Linked DNA regions of Homo sapiens: region 1 is linked to region 2. The links are chromatin loops, found by intact Hi-C in ENCODE. Cell type or tissue: mammary epithelial cell. All regions are shown on one strand.

The links. Hi-C counts contacts between places; a loop is a spot of excess contacts. Peaks named below come from ENCODE experiments on the same cell type or tissue, not always from the same donor. Only the 100,000 strongest peaks of a DNase experiment are listed, where the experiment ranks them.
Region 1: a loop joins it to region 2, with 4 times the contacts of the local background. A loop is called at or near these places in 4 of 110 quality-filtered maps.

What each region holds. Positions count from the first base shown.
Region 1 is chr7:96,593,355-96,598,354 of GRCh38, reverse strand. It overlaps a transcript of SEM1 not described here. Among named protein-coding and RNA genes, the nearest start is that of SEM1, 110 kb to the left of the region's middle. RefSeq lists an enhancer at 1,315-2,231. In mammary epithelial cell, a CTCF peak has its summit at 2,024 (motif pointing left); no DNase peak of the experiment used is centred here.
Region 2 is chr7:95,914,826-95,919,825 of GRCh38, reverse strand. All of the region lies in intron 6 of DYNC1I1 (dynein cytoplasmic 1 intermediate chain 1), which reads right to left. Among named protein-coding and RNA genes, the nearest start is that of DYNC1I1, 140 kb to the right of the region's middle. In mammary epithelial cell, CTCF peaks have their summits at 7 and 3,068 (motif pointing left); no DNase peak of the experiment used is centred here.

The sequences.
Region 1 (5,000 bases), 680 kb before region 2:
GTAGCCATGACAAACACCCCATACAATATTTAGTTCTCAGTTGGCTTTTGCCTCTTCTAATTCTGTGCATTCTATCCAGCTCAAACTCATAAATTAGATTTTTCTTTCTAATAATCCCTGACTCTACCAGTTCATTATCTTTTTTTGAGTTTTAAAATTCAGGGTGCAGGTAGATAACAATTTAAAGTTTAATTCAAATGAAAGTATTTATAGTTTGGCTCAGCATATTTTGTATGGTGTTTCTAAGAGTGACCAGGACTTTAAAATGTTGCGATTTGGATTAAATAAATTATAATTCATTCAAAAACAAGAAATTATGCAGCTATGAAAATGACTGAGGAAACCATGTACTGAGATAAATTTAAGTCAAAGATATGTTTAGTGACAAAGTAAGATGCAAAACAGCATGCAGAGCATATTGACTTTTGCATTAAAGTAGGTGAGAACTATATATATGTGTTTGTTTACTTGGATGTACAAAAAGAAATATAAGAAAAACACACACGAAACCAATAACAATATTTAGGGCATGAACAATGGGCAGAAGATAACTAGGTGGATTGGGTACAAGAGTGAGGAGGCATTTTACTGTATACAGTTTTAGATCCTTTAACCATGTGACTATGTGTGTGTGCATGTGTATGTGGTGTGTGTGTGTGTATATATATATATATATATCATATATACTATATGAGAAATTTATATATAATTGTAAAGTTCTTCACTAAACCAAAACATAAATAAAGTGCAGGAGTCCAAAAAAATTGCAAGCTGATGAATCTATGGGAAGAATATATAATAGTGACCTGTATTTTATGTGCAAACCCTGTCATCTTGTGTCTTGCTAATATCTCAAGGATAAGCTACCAAATGCCTACAGTTTGACCACTAGGTAAAAGGAGAGATCAGGAAACTTCAGAAAACACAACCACCTGATAATCTTCTTAAGGGCATTTGGAATGCTCAGTGATCCACGAATGTCAAGGCAAACTTCTGATATGCCTCTTCCAAGTTCCATATAAATCTCTTTATCTAAGGTAAACTTTGGGTCAGTAAGAAATGCCAGGGACCTTTGTTTTATGCTCCTGAGTGTTTTAGATGCATTATTTCACGTATACTCCTAATAGTTCAAGACATATACAGCATTTCTAATATCTTTTCGTAAGCAGAGATGGTTAAGGCATTGAATAATCCGGCCCTGACTATGACAGTATGCTCAGTGGCAAAGGAGAAAACACTTTAGTTTGATTCCTAGCCATAGCATTACAAGGATTCAAAGCCTTTCACCTCCTGTCCATTTCTATGTTAGTTTCCCCTCAAAACACTCCCCATTCTCCTGTTACAATACCAGCTTCAGTGTAATTTTATAGCTCATTTCTTATGTACCTAGATTCCTTTCTTTTTTCAGATGGCATATTTGCCTCTGATATCTGGGGAATGCTTATCATTGGAATTATTAAATGTACAAGCTGACACAACAAACCACCAATTTGTTATTTTGATGAAAATATTTTTGTATTTTCAGCAGATGGCTAAAAAATGTTGCCTTTGTTATACAGTCTTTGTTTTGACAAAGACAAAAAAGAGAGAGAAAGAAAGCTCTGGATCATTTTTCCAGTGAAACTTAATCTAAAACCAAACAATTTAGCACGTGACTTCTGAGTGTGTTCCATGTGTTTCTAGAGCCCATTTCCCTGGCAACCTCCACACTCTCCCAGCTGTAGAGGTCAACACAATAGACTTGTCACAGGTTTTAAGTCGGGTAACCACTTTTAATTTGGAGAAATTATTACCCGGGGAGAAAATAGGCTGGTCCTATACTTCAAAGAAAAAAATAGAAATCAAGATGCACACGGCCTCCTGAATTGGACCGACTTAATGGTGCTGTGTGCCTCATAAGCAGCTGTTCAAATAAGTAGCTGCCCAGAGGAAATGTATATTCAAATGCTTCTTGTCATTTGCTTCTCCTTGCTTCACACCTAAAAGCCAGATGCAAGCTCTTCCAGGGCTAACAAATAGATGCCTTCTGGTGGCTCATTATGGTAATTACTGGCCATATATTACTGCCATGTGAAAAGGGTTGTAAGGCAGGCCAGCCCAGGGGCATTTACAAGTGGTTTATTTGTGTTGAGCTATTAAGAATCCGCCAGTTATCAGATCAACCACTGCTCTTTGGGTTTTACAAGCAAGTTGTTCCCTAACAATCTGATCCTTCATCTGCTACCTTTGTGATATGTTTAAGCACCACTTAGAGACCTAACATACTGCTTAGGAAACTTACTTTACCTGTTTGCAAAGAATTTCCAAAGTCCACTGCATCCTATGAACAGTTTCTGCATGAATCCTTCCCAACTCCCTCCCCTCCACCCTATGCCTGCAAAGGCTGCATAGCTTGCTCTATTCTTTGATCGAAGAGGTGTGTAACAGGGCTACACACCTCTTTGTTGGCCATAAGCACCTTCTTGGTGTAAATGAACATGGATGCAACCGAGTTTTATGAGTTTGGACAACCTCAGCGTTCACTTCAGGTTATGATGAGTCTGAAGCTCATTACAAGTTAGGGGGAAAGTCTTCTTTAACAAACAGAATAGAACACTTATGAATATAAAATTAAGCACAGAAATGAATATTTGGAATAAGAAACAATTTTTTAAAAGCTGAAAATCTATAAACATCTGGCCCTAAAAAAAAAATCTAAAAATCGAAAAACAAAACAAAGAAGAATAACATGACTTTTAGAAATTAACTTCCCAACTTTCCTATAATGCTGTTGTTCTTACTTTGGGGACAACAGAGTCTTTGATTGCCTTTTCATATGACAATGGTTTGTTTGTTTGTTTTGTGTTTTTGTGAGATGGGGTCTCACTCTGTCTGGAGTGCAGTGACGCAGTCATGGCTCACCACAACCTTGACCTCCTGGGCTCAAGTCATCCTCCCACCTCAGCCTCCCAATTAGCTGGGACTACATGTGCACACCACCATGCTGGACAGTTTTTTAAGTTTTTGTAGAGATGGGGTTTTGCCATGTTGCCCACACTGGTCTCAAATGCCTGGGCTCAAGTGATCCTTCCACTTTGGCCTCCTAAAGTGCTGGGATTACAGGTGTGAGCCCCTGTGCCCGGCCTAACTATTTTTATATAGAGAAAAGAAAGATGATTCAGACTTTATTTAGCATCATTGATTAAAAAAAATATTACCTAGTTTGAGAAAAGTTCCTTTCAGCTTCATGATATAGAAGCTTCATGTAAATTCTAAAAATTTTTAGAATTCTGTTAAATTTGGGGAAATGTTCATTAAATTTTTTATATATGAGCTATAATATTTCAGGGCATTTTAAGTTTTATTTTGCAGTAACTAATCTTAAGTACACTTTGACTTGAAATATATTCATTTTTATAGATGACACCAGTGAAATATATCTTTCTTAATAAACTACTCCTTTTGTTTTAATCTGAAAATTCTTTTGTTTATGTAGCTGCTCTGTATCACAGTAATTTCTATTGATTTCATCACTCATTTTTAGTGTTTTTAGTTTCATATTCCATTATTTTTTCTGAATTTTCTTTTAGTTTTGTAATACATTAATAGATGATAAAAATGGTACTCTTCGAAAACATTCAAATCAGGAGAATACTGAAAAGAAATTCTCACTTGTTTTATTAAAGCATTTCAAAACATTTTACCAAATTTGTTTCTCAGTGTTAGAATAATTTTGCCAATTAACAAAAAACACTTAATATTTGGAAGGTGCCCATGCAAGCAAGAGACCATGAAGCTTAAGCTTCATTAGAGTTATAAAAAACAATCTGCTTTTGGGCCTTTAAGAGATAAGCTGATAGACAGGACTCACTTACCTATGCATCCCTGCTCCATACAGTCTATTGCCAAAGACATAGTCATTCAATTTAAATTTGGAAACAGGAGCTTCAAGCTAATTTTTTTTTAATGGTGGGGGGGTTTTCATATTCCCAGAATCCTCAGAGGATGTGGGATGGGGAATAGAGTGGGAAGGAGCTCTTGGTGTGGGAAGTGGGTGGCAGAAAAATGAGAAGAAATGGCTCTTGGAAACTGTCCACTTTTCAGCCTGGTGTCAGGACCTACAAGCTTATTTACACTCTACTTCTAATGGCAGGCATTTGGTTGTTGCAAATGCATAAATCTGCTTCTCACAGGAGACAGAATATTCAGCACATTTTTGGGGGCTGACATTATCTCACTAATTATAACAGCAAAATTAGAAATAATCTAAATATAAAAAAGCCAAGTGTTGGTTAGATGCCTTATTACATATCTACATAATGGACGCATGCAACATCTTAAAATGTTCCCTAATACTATATCTATTGATTTGAAAATTGTTAATAATATATTTTTCATGAAACAAAATAGATACAAAACAATATGAGGGGTAAAAATTCCAGTTTTGCTTATTAAAAAAAAAACAAACCCAACTTTTTATCTACATAGTCAACATAGATGTTATAAGTACCAAAGTGTTGAGAGTAGTTGTCTCTGGGCAAGTAGAATTGAAAGATTTGAAACTTCTCTTTAAAAAAAAAATGCTTATTCATATCAGTCATTCTTTTTCCTAACGACCTTCTTTCATTTTGGTAATGGGAAAATATTTCTAATGCAAATAAGGAAAATATCACTTTGATATTGGATTTCTTTAGTCTTTGCCAATAAAATAATTATCTGAAATTTAAATTTGTGTATGCAGTTTGATATTCATGTTAAAGCCCCATTTTCTGGAGGTCTTAATCTATTTCTAAGAAGAATTACTCTCCAGCATTTACTATAGCAAGAGGAGGGAGGTCAACTTCACATACGGCACACTGGGTTCTGCAAATTTCATCTGATTGGGGAACAGGCCAACATACCAAAAAATTAGTTCCAGGTGGCTGTAAGAGAAATGTTTTATGTTTAATTGAATTTTTCTAGGAGGTATGTATATGTAAAGTATTCTCTGGAAAAGGTTATATTTAGTCATTCACACTTAC
Region 2 (5,000 bases):
TTGACCACTGGGAACTCTTTCAGTTTGCTCCTAAAGATTACTTTTTAAGAAGTTAATACATCTTTCCTGTTCTCACTTCATATTTTTCCCCAAATTATATATGAGAAGAGCATGCCAATTTTCATGTTGATTTTGAGCTGTTTTAAATATCAAAAACAGATTTTTAGATTTGGTATGTGACAGCTCACACAGAGAGGACATCTTAGTTGGTGGACAATAAAATGTTTGCCCAGAGTCCAACTAGTCCTCTTAATTAAAACTATGAATTGTTGCAGCTTTTCTCATATGATGTCATAACTTTTTCTCTTTTACTTTGTTTTACATATTTACCTAGAAGTGGCCATGAAAAGAAGCTGATTTTTAAATTATTTAGAAACATGAAACCAAACATCAAACGTGATTAACTCTGTTTGTGAAATTAATCTATATTTATGAAAATAGAATGGATATCATATGGTATTTAGAGATAAAATTAGCATAGCATATTTCTAGCTAGCCAACCCAGAAATAACTTTCTTCCTAGTCTTTGGAAAAACCTCTAAGTCTGTAACATAGGGTCAGCAACAAAATATTATGTCTAGTTTTTTTTTATTTTTGTGAGGGGGATAGTGTAACCTATGGAAAACATTATTCAGATATTTCAGTAGAATTAATTGCTAATTTGCAAGAATGCATAGCCTTATATGAATATATAAAAATACACAGCAAAACTCTAGTTTATTACTGAGCAAACAATCAGCATGTTGTCATTCAACTGTCATTCCATAATATTTCTGAGTTGCCTACTCTGTACAAAAGGAACAACTTCTTCAGTGTCCCTCCCATCTTGTCCTCAAAGGCTAGAGTAAAAAACAGTTCCTAAAACTGTTGAGAAGTACTCTTTTAAGAAGATCTCACAAGATTTAAGTTCTGATACATTGTCTATTAAAATGGAAAAGTCATGAATTCTGGGAAATTGAGGTTGTTCCCCAAATGATAATATTTATGGTATTGTTTAAGGGAAAATAATGGGGGGCATGGTAAACAAAACTGTGTTCTAACAATGAAGAATTTCAAATAAGCAATGCAAAGGAAAACAGAGAAAACTCAGCTCTCTATAAATTTTCGCCTTAAGGCCTCAGCAACCTTCCATTCACCTCTAGGAAGTTAGTTCTTTCTTTTTCCAAAGGAATTTCTTCAGCTTGACTGCTTTTACAGGTGCCAACAGCAACAAACCATCACAAAAAAAGGCAACTGCTAAATGGCACACACATGCACACCCACACATGCACATGTGTGCACACACAGACACACCCACATACTTCTCTCCTTTTTACATCTATGCTTCCACAATTTCCCTCATGAACAAGAAGCTGTTTTGCCACCGCCAGGAAGGGTGGGGAGCCCCTTAGCCCTTCTTCCTTGGTTAGCAAGTGGGGAGGAGAAGAACAAGAGAAAGGAAATGGCTGAAAGGAAAACTACAGACCCACAGGAACAACAACACCAACAAAAAACCACACCAGGCAGTGATCACTAGTGGACACTTAGACCGAGAGGCAGGGAAATTATAATGTGGCCCATAAGGTGTGAAGTGGCATAAAGAAAGCCTGACTTCCTTATTTAATGTAATCAATCAAGATTAAATGGATTCTCCTGTGCAACAGAAGAGTAAGGTTTTTTGCTCCCTCCACCAATTTGAAGACAGGGAAACGGAGGCAGAAAGGTCAGCTGACCTCCTGAAGGCCACCCAGCAAGCCTCAGCTTCTCTTTAAAATAAAGGTTTACTTTAGATACTCAAATAGACATTTTTAAATGTTGTTCAAATCCAAAAACCTCAACCACTGGTCCTCATGTTTACAGTTCAGGATTATACAAATTTCCCTTGGTCCTCTGAGGCCTCATCTAAGAGACTTGATTGATGCTCTCCTGCAGCCCCAGGCCAAGGGGCAGAATGTTTCACGGAGAACACAGCCATTAGCTAATGGAAGACATTTTTCATCCTGTGGAAGGACAGCCGACTGCAGCCAGCTACAGGGCCGGCCAAAAGTGGCACCTACCAGCTATGAAGGACGGCGAGTGCCCAGTGCCCACAAGGTGAAGAAAAACCACATGAAGCAAAGTTCAGATCCACTGAGAACTTTATCACGATGCTGTTGGCACAAACTGACGCCATCACAAAGATGACTAGCAAATGCAATTCCCGTGGTATTTTTGATACTTTCTATTTCACCACAACGTCTTCAGCAACTTGTACCGTTTTTGAATGACTGAAGGGATTGGGGATGGGGTTCTGTAAATATACCTATATAAGTGGTGGGGGTTCCAGAATGTCTCAGGAGGAGGTGCTTAAGCATAGCATTTTCTTTGGAAGGGTACTCGGGAGAGCTCTGGCTAGAAAGTTCGACTTGACGCTGTATTTACATAGCAGTTTATAATATTTTATAAATATTGAGGGACTGTCAATAGTTCATCTCAAAGAATGGAGGTGCTGGAAGGGATATAAAAGGTCTTCCTCCGATCACCTCTCAGCACTGCCTGCCTGAAAGGAGAGAAAGCTTTTGAGTCTATAAAATCATGCCCCTCCCACCCGCTTCTCGCTACCGAAGCCACGGACACCCCGTCCCCAGTCCACAATCCAGAGGCCAAGGTCGCACAGATATTTTCTCGTCATTGCACCAGGTCAGGGGATAACTGGCAAGGCCGGTTGGAAAGTGAAAGTGTAAACAGGCTTTTATTTTCCCCTTCTTTTGGCTCTCCATGAATACAACTTTCACATAAGAACCTCAAGCTGATGGAAAAATTAGATAATCACACCCGGTTGCCCTCAACTACCATACTCATCCTTACTGTGGGTCAGCTAAGGGCTCCGCAGAAAAGGGAAGAAACACTAATTGCCTGGTTTTATTGATGCCTTTGGGGAAACGAAATAGAAAAAGACACAAAGAAACAACTTTGATGAATTTAAGACAGTTTTCTCGTTCTGATTGCTTTGACTGAATTAAGATAATTTCCATGTTTTTGAAAGTGCTGAAATCAGGCTGTGAGCAGTTTTCTAAAAAGTAAGCCAGCAGCGCCCTCTACTGGCCATTTTTTGTGCAGCGTGCGGAATCCAAGACAGGACAAAGCGGCAAAACTGGGTTTAAGAGACAGGGAAATGTCCGAGGGAAGGCTGCGTATGTCAAAAAAACAATGAATGGTCACATAATAAAGGTCAGATGTGAAATCGTAGCTATTTCTCAATGGTCAGGTAAGTACTCTGTCATAAGATATATGAAAATTCGGCCCTTATATGGAAAACACAAAAAGAAAATGGAGAACAACTCAGATCTAATAGAACACAAATGTCTACTGATTATTCTATCGTTTTTATAAATAAACATATTCAAATATTAAACAAAATTTTCCCCTTTAGAGGAAACTGTTCAAATAAACATGGAGTGATATTTCTGAAACTCACATAATTTAGGCCAGTTTTTCCACTCAGATCCACACTCTGCTTACATACTCCAGTTTCAAATTTAAGGCGAAGAAAAGCTCGCCAATCAAAGGCTTTTATTGGCAATGGAAAATAAAGTTCTCTAAGCCCACAATGAAGTGACTTTATATGGGAAATATTTCATTTTGAGAAATGTTTTTATACTTGAGAAAGATAATTTTTAGTTAGAAATATTTCCATCTGTGGCTAGTTTCTTTTAAATAAATATTTTAAATATGGGCACCAGTATGACTTCTAGATGTTCTTTGTTAAGCAGTTCAGACAGAATGGTATAGTGCTGGGCATATATTCTTAGAGAAAAATCAAATCTCAAAGCTTCAAAAGTCAACAGATTCTAAGAGTACTGATAACTAGGTATTTACTTGAAGGCAAATCAATCTCTTTTCAGGTTGGGGAGATCACTTTGTTGTTGTTGAACAGATACGGATGAAAAGACTACCAAGCGCAGTTTCACTTTCTCTGCCTGTGAGCTGCAATGGGAAACCCTATTTATTGGCACATCCCAACTTAAACAGAAGAAATATCCTAACCTAACTGGAAAGCAAACAACTAAAATTTTTTTTGTTAATATGGGAATTTAGATCGTATAAATGTATAGCCCATTTGAGTGAAAAGAGAAATTTTCTCATTTCATTTCATTGACAACGAGGAATTGCATTCTGTGAATTTATGACTTTTATTTGACAGCAATTTGCCAGAGTCCTGTAGACAGTAGCACTGAAAAAAACACATTAAATACAGTGAGAGTTTCTCACACATATAGATTTATATAGTTTTATAGCTCCAAGTGAACAGGAGAATCATTTAATCTGACCCCACTCCATCAGGACATAACTCTTCTTGGTATTCAATAAATTGTTTAAAAAAATAGCTTTACCTGAAGTGTATAGAAATAAAACATAAATATGCTTCAATGATTTGGGTTTATAAAATACAAATTAAACAGAAAAATCAAAGCTCTGGAGATAGATGTAAGTTCAAATCCCAGCAACCCATCTCTTTAGCTATGTGACTTTGTTCGTGTTAGTCAAATCTTTCTGATCTCAGGCTCCTGATCTGTAAATACTTTTCAGGGTTGTACTGGAGATAATAATGCACAAAGCTTCTGGAACAAAAGTGCTCAATGAATGATAGCTATTACTATAGTTCGTTATTATGTGTTTGTCCTCCTTGGCTGTCTTTGTGACCATACAAAAATGTCACGCTTTCTGAATTAGGAAGAACTTAATTATCTAAGTAACATGAAGGAAATGCTGGCACATGAAATACAGTTAATTCACTATGTCATTTAAGATATAACTGAGATCATTCATTTCAGGGTCAAGCAATGGATCTCGAGGGGCACAGAGTAGAAAATAAAATGCCACCAGATTTTTGCTTTAATCAAAAGTCTCATCTTAATTAAAAAGCAAACAAGTGATTCCATTTAAGAGAAGTACATGAGCAATTTCATTTGCTCAGTTTCCCTTTTAGGACATGACTTCTGATTACTCAAACAAGACTTCTGGAGGAAAAGGCCACGAGA